2 separate regions of the Homo sapiens genome follow, and region 2 is linked to region 1. A link is a contact called in ENCODE Hi-C data. All regions are on one chromosome and are shown on one strand. The core of a region is the stretch at or near the end of the contact, and the rest is flanking DNA. Distances in the headings are between cores, read along the strand shown. Region 1 holds the start of TRIM51 (tripartite motif-containing 51). Region 2 holds the start of OR8K5 (olfactory receptor family 8 subfamily K member 5).

The links. Hi-C counts contacts between places; a loop is a spot of excess contacts on that map.
Region 2: a map of sciatic nerve shows a loop between it and region 1 (27-fold over the local background). The contact joins the promoter of OR8K5 here to the promoter of TRIM51 in region 1. A Hi-C loop is called at or near these places in 1 of 168 maps with a recorded cell type or tissue (sciatic nerve).

What each region holds. Positions count from the first base shown.
Region 1 is chr11:55,881,563-55,884,757 of GRCh38, reverse strand. TRIM51 (tripartite motif-containing 51) reads right to left here and starts at 1,461. Exons shown (of 7, transcript NM_032681.4): 1 at 1,374-1,461.
Region 2 is chr11:56,158,580-56,161,774 of GRCh38, reverse strand. OR8K5 (olfactory receptor family 8 subfamily K member 5) reads left to right here and starts at 1,458. Exons shown (of 1, transcript NM_001004058.2): 1 at 1,458-2,381. The coding sequence starts at 1,458. The coding sequence ends at 2,381.

The DNA of each region.
Region 1 (3,195 bases), core at 212-2,711:
ATATATCATTATATTACTATGGTATTATGGTTAATTATAGGTGTTGACTTGACTGGATTAAATAATACATGGAGAATTGGTAAAGCATGATTTCTGGGTGAGTCTGTGAAGGTGTTTCCGGAGAGTCATGTAAGTTGGTGAGCTGAGTGGGCAACAGCAGCCCTCAGTGTGGGTGGACACTATCCAATCAGCTGGTAGCTCAGACTGAAGATAAAGGGCAGAGACAAGGCAGTTTCCTCTCTTTCTCCTGAAGCTGATTCTAACTCAGCCAGGATATTGGTATCTCCAGGACACTACCTTAATGACAGCCTATGTTCAACTTCTCAGACTCCATAATCAAGGGAACAAATTCCCCTAGTGGACTTCCTCTCCTGTACAGTGTCATGTGTAGAGTGAGGACAGATATATGATCTGAGGGACGCGTTAGACAGTCTCGTTATTGTTTGAACATCATAGGGTATACTTACACAAACCACACCTATGGTATACAGTATAGCATATTGTTCCTAGGCTACAAACCTGTATGGTATACGATAGGCAATTGTACCACAATTGTAAGTATTTTTGGTATGTGTATATATATATATATATATATATATAGTTATAGTTATGTACACATCCTATGGTTCTGTGTCTCTGGAGAACCCTGACCAATACAAACTGTAATCTTTGCCTTGGCAGTTTGAAGTCCTTTACCTTACTCTCTTTTACTAAACACTGCTGAATTTAAGTGCCAAGAGTGAAAATTTAAGAATTGCAAATATTTTTCAGAGGCCATCTGAGCCATTTCAAGGAATTTTTCACAGTTTCATCTGAGGTAAACCTCAATTAAAATGACAGCTAGTATCAAGTATCAAATCATTCCTTATACAGTTATCTGCTAAACAATCGTGTTTTGATTTCTAAGCTAGGGTATTTTGGAGAGCATTCTTATTTCCTTTAGTATCACCATTTTTAACTCATCATTGCCTCAGTAACTTAAAATCATGTCTAAAAGCTTAAGGTTATGAAAGCACAACATTTACAGTATTCAATAATTATCCTTTTTTACTTAATTAAGTGTACCAATATTAGTACATGCAGTACACATATATATGTTTTAATATGAATTCCATATACCCATGATGCATACAAATCTATTGCAGCAAACACTAGATATCTAAAATTTTTCAAAAATATATCAAACACTTTTGGAACACACAAAATGACAACAATAACCTCATGTCATAACCTCATGTCATAAAATGAATAGCAATAATATGAGTTACAAATAAGATCATTCGGTAAGTTTAGACAGTTAGATATTTTTATCACTGTAATTTACTATTTTAAAGGAAGAGAGAAATAATTTTCTCCATAGAAGTTGCACTCACCCCAAGGTTCTATGAATGTTTCCTGCAGTAATTCTTCCAAGAAAAAATTCTTTTAAGTACTCCCCAAGATCAGGAGCTCATTCCCTGCAGAGTTGACTTTCAGAGGTCATCACTTGAATGCAGTTAACTCTAAGTGCTGTCCTCCTCTGGAGAAATATGAGCTTGTCTCTTCTACATCCATTTAGGTGAATCTTTGAAGACCACAACCACCTATTTAGTGATATTTAGGGTATTAAGAAAGGTGGAGACAGAGATGATTAGGTTTATGCAATATTTAGTACACGCCTTTTCATCACTGATTAAATTAGCATCACACTATCATTGTAAAAACCACTGCCTGAATGAGGCATATCTATCATCAATCTTATCAGAGTAAACATATGCTAGAAATTAACTAAGTTGATTAAACTGTTTCTTGAGTTTCTTCCCAAGGCACAAGCATTCCTCTAAGTGCACATTTATTTATTTATACCAAAGAAAGTTTCACCCTCTGGAGTGCAGTGGCACAGTCTTAGCTCACCGCAGCCTTGAATTCCAGGGCTCAAGTAATCCTCCCACTTCAGCTTTCAAAGTAAAAAAGACTAGAGGTTTATGCCATTGCACCTAGCTAATTTTTCATTTATTCATCAAAAATATTTTTAAAATTCTTAGGTGATTACATGTGTTACAGTGACCATCCGGATTAGAATTAGATTAGGTTTAAAATGATGAAAGAATCTGGGAGAGGGGGCAGAGTGTTGGTTGTTAATTAGCACATGGATCAAAGGAGATTACTGATGTGTTTAGAAGCCACAACATTGACAGAATAAAAGCCGGAACTAACAATCCAATGGTAAATCTCTTTACTGTGGTATTTGCTGCCATTTCTGCTCCATAAGACACACCTTAACCACTTTGTCATGGTATCTGCAGTATTCTATTTTAGTCTAAATAGCATTTTCTCTCAAATGCATTCTATTTCTCTCTCCTTCATCTTCCCTCCCTTCTTTCTTCCAGCTGTATTTTTTCACTGGAGAACATTAGTAGAATGTTCTCCCAAATTTCAGATTTCAGATACGCATCTGTAAAATAATCTTATGGAGACACATTTTAATTGCTACTGAATACTTGGTTGTTTTCATAAGTTCGCAGCATTACTACTGCCTCCAAAAAACGGTTTCCCATTTCCACAGCTAATCTCATCATTGACTCTGCCATCCAAGTTTATTCTGTGCCACTCTGGAAGAATCTGGAAAAATACTTAAAATACATTTTAAGTATTCATCATGCACATGTATTGCATTTTATTTTATATATGTTCAGGTGAATATCTTTCTCCACTAATTGTTTGCATTTCAATTCTTGTATCATGTTTTTTGAAACACAGAAGTCCTCATTAATATAAACCTACTAATTTTTTTAATTGTTAATTTTTGTCCTGGTTAAGAAATCCTTATGAGAATATTGTATCATGTTCCCCTTACCTTCAGAACTGGAATCTATTTGGAAATGACTGTGTGTGTTTTGAGGTAGGAGTCAATATTTAGTTATTTTTTAAAATTCAATTAATCCAGCATTGTTCTGACCACCTTGTGTATTTCAATGTAGAAGAGCACACTAATAATGCAGGATTATTTATCTATGTGGTGAGAATTCCAAAATGAAGCCCAGCATGGAAGGTCAAATAATATTAACTCAAAGGATAGATTAGTAAAATGAAATGTGATGGAGAAGTGCAATATAGTTAGGTAAAGAGAAAGAAAAACATTTCCCAGCTATCATTAAGACTTCACTCCAAGCTTTTGCATGAAGCAAAAGATCCCGACTCTCTTCCATTGATTTT
Region 2 (3,195 bases), core at 209-2,708, 280 kb before region 1:
TGCAGGCTAAAGCTGACATTCCATTACATTATAATAAATCTATTCTACATTAGATCTGTGGAAAATTCCGTTACTATTCCAATTGAAAGTCACTCTCACAGAGTTCCAGATTTTCAATGAGTGGAAACTGAAGGAGAGGGGAATTTAAGTGGAATAGGCTAAGACATCTTCACTATCTGTATCAGGGACGTTCCACTTTCTTTTATTGACTTCCCGTGTATTTTTTAAATAAAGGGAGAAGTACTTTTCATTGAAATAGTTTTAATTACAGTATTATATCTCCATGAATACTCCACTGTACAATTCCAGAAAAAAAGTCATTCACTAATATATGATGTCCTAAATTCTCAAATTATTTAAATGATTTATAGAACCTACCATCTTCACAGTGTTTTATTACAGAAAATAAAGTACATATAATTAAATAGTCATCACTGAATATTGATTTAAATCATGTTTTTGCAGAAGTGGATCCAGATTATGTGTCTTGAAGCTTAGAAGAATTTGACTTTTTAGATAAAATTACACATACAAGTTGAAAGATAAATGGGAATATTTATTTAGAATAGAAAATTAGCTTTAAATTGTAATTAGTAAACAAACCCATGGCCACAAACTATATAAAATTTATTAATATAGTATGTTAATTAATCAAATGCCAAATGCATCTCAGCATACAGGTGGCAAGAGTATCCTTAGAAGACATTCTTAAGTCAGAATAGGTAGTATTATTCAGTGATAAATATCATAGTGTCTGAATGATATAAACATATCCATTGAACATCAAATAAACTATTATTAACTCAATCCTTCTTTAGCTAGATCCCACAATGCTTGCAGAAATGTCAAGTCACTATGATATTAGTTGAAGTGTGATATACTAGAAGTTGGAATGAAAACAGAAAGCAGCCTTAATTGATCATGATTATTATATCTTACATTTGAAATTTTACAAAGATATATCATTTTTGCGTGCATTCGTAAGTCCCCACACAAGACCCTGGAAGTGCAAATGAGGGACCCCAAATCTTAACCTTCATTATCTTATTGCCATCTCTACCTCTGTCTTTGAGAATATCAAAATTACAGAAAAGTTTTACAACAAAAGTGGAAGTGAACAAAAGAAAATCATGATACCATTGTGCAGATGAAAAGAGCATAATCTTTTTGTAATAATACCTATATGGCTGTGTTATTAACCGATATACTTCAAATATTGATGAAACTATTTAATCTATGTTGTTTCAGTGCATGTATTTTACATGAATTCCTCTTTTAGGAAAGTAGAAAATTTTGCTTTATATTTCATTTCTGAATCAAATGTAGAAATAATGTTTCTATTATCTATTGTGAATAACAATCTATTCTGTCTACAAATATTATAATTTGTTTAAATAGCACTACATGGAACAGCTAATAACCCAACTGTTTCTTCCTAGAAGAGATAACTGGACTAAATGGGCCAACACAATCTAACAGTGCTAACTGAATTCATTCTGATGGAACTCACAAGGCGGCCTGAGCTGCAGATTCCCCTTTTTGGAGTCTTCCTCGTCATCTACCTAATCACAGTGGTGGGCAACCTAACTATGATCATTTTGACCAAACTGGACTCCCACTTACATACACCTATGTACTTTTCTATCAGACATTTGGCTTTTGTTGATCTTGGTAATTCTACTGTCATTTGTCCCAAGGTGCTGGCAAATTTTGTTGTGGATCGAAATACTATTTCCTATTATGCATGTGCTGCACAGCTGGCATTCTTCCTTATGTTCATTATCAGTGAATTTTTCATCCTGTCAGCCATGGCCTATGACCGCTATGTGGCCATTTGTAACCCTCTGCTCTATTATGTTATTATGTCTCAGCGACTGTGTCATGTACTGGTGGGCATTCAATATCTCTACAGCACATTTCAGGCTCTGATGTTCACTATTAAGATTTTTACATTGACCTTCTGTGGCTCTAATGTCATCAGTCATTTTTACTGTGATGATGTTCCTTTGCTACCTATGCTTTGCTCAAATGCACAGGAAATAGAATTGTTGAGCATACTATTTTCTGTATTTAATTTGATCTCCTCCTTTCTGATAGTCTTAGTGTCCTACATGTTGATTTTGTTAGCTATATGTCAAATGCATTCTGCAGAGGGCAGGAAAAAGGCTTTCTCCACATGTGGTTCCCATTTGACAGTGGTGGTTGTGTTCTATGGGTCTCTACTCTTCATGTACATGCAGCCCAATTCCACTCACTTCTTTGATACTGATAAAATGGCTTCTGTGTTTTACACTTTAGTAATCCCCATGCTTAACCCTTTGATTTACAGCTTAAGAAACGAAGAGGTGAAAAATGCCTTCTATAAGCTCTTTGAGAATTGATGTCAACTTTGTGTTTAATAATCAATTTGTAATATTGTTATAATAAATATATAATATAGATTAATGTCACTTGATAATTTTTCATGTGTATATAAATTTTCCAATTTTCAAATTTTTTTAATTGTTTTTTATTTCAATAATTTTTGGGAAGTAGGAGGTTTCTGGTTATGTGAATAAGTTCATTGGGGTAATTTCTGAGGTTTTGGTGCACTCATCACCTGAGCAGTGTACACTGTACTCAATGTGTAGCCTTTTATCCCTCGCCCACACTGCACACTTTTCCCTGTGTCCCCAAAATACATTATGTCATTCTTACCTATTTGTATCCTCATAGTTTAGCTCCCACTTATAAGTGAGAACATATGATATTTGGTTTTCCATTCCTGAGTTACTTCACTTAGAATAAAGGTCTCCAGCTCCATCCAGGTTGCTGTGAATGCCATTATTTTGTTCCTTTTTATAAGTGAGTAGTATTCCATCATATATATATATACATATATATATATATACACACACACACACATATATATAGATAAAGAAAACGTGATATCTATATATATCATTTGATATATATATGGTATATATAAAGAAAATGTGATATGTATATCATATTCTGGTTATATGAGTCCACTTTTTGTCATATATATATCACATTTTCTTTATATATATCAGATTTTCAATGAGTAATCAGATTTTCGGATTTCATGAGATATATATGTGTGTGTGTGTGTGTGTGTATATATATATATATAGATCTCACATTTTCTTTATCCACTAGTTGGTTGATGGACATTTAGGCTGGTTACATACTACT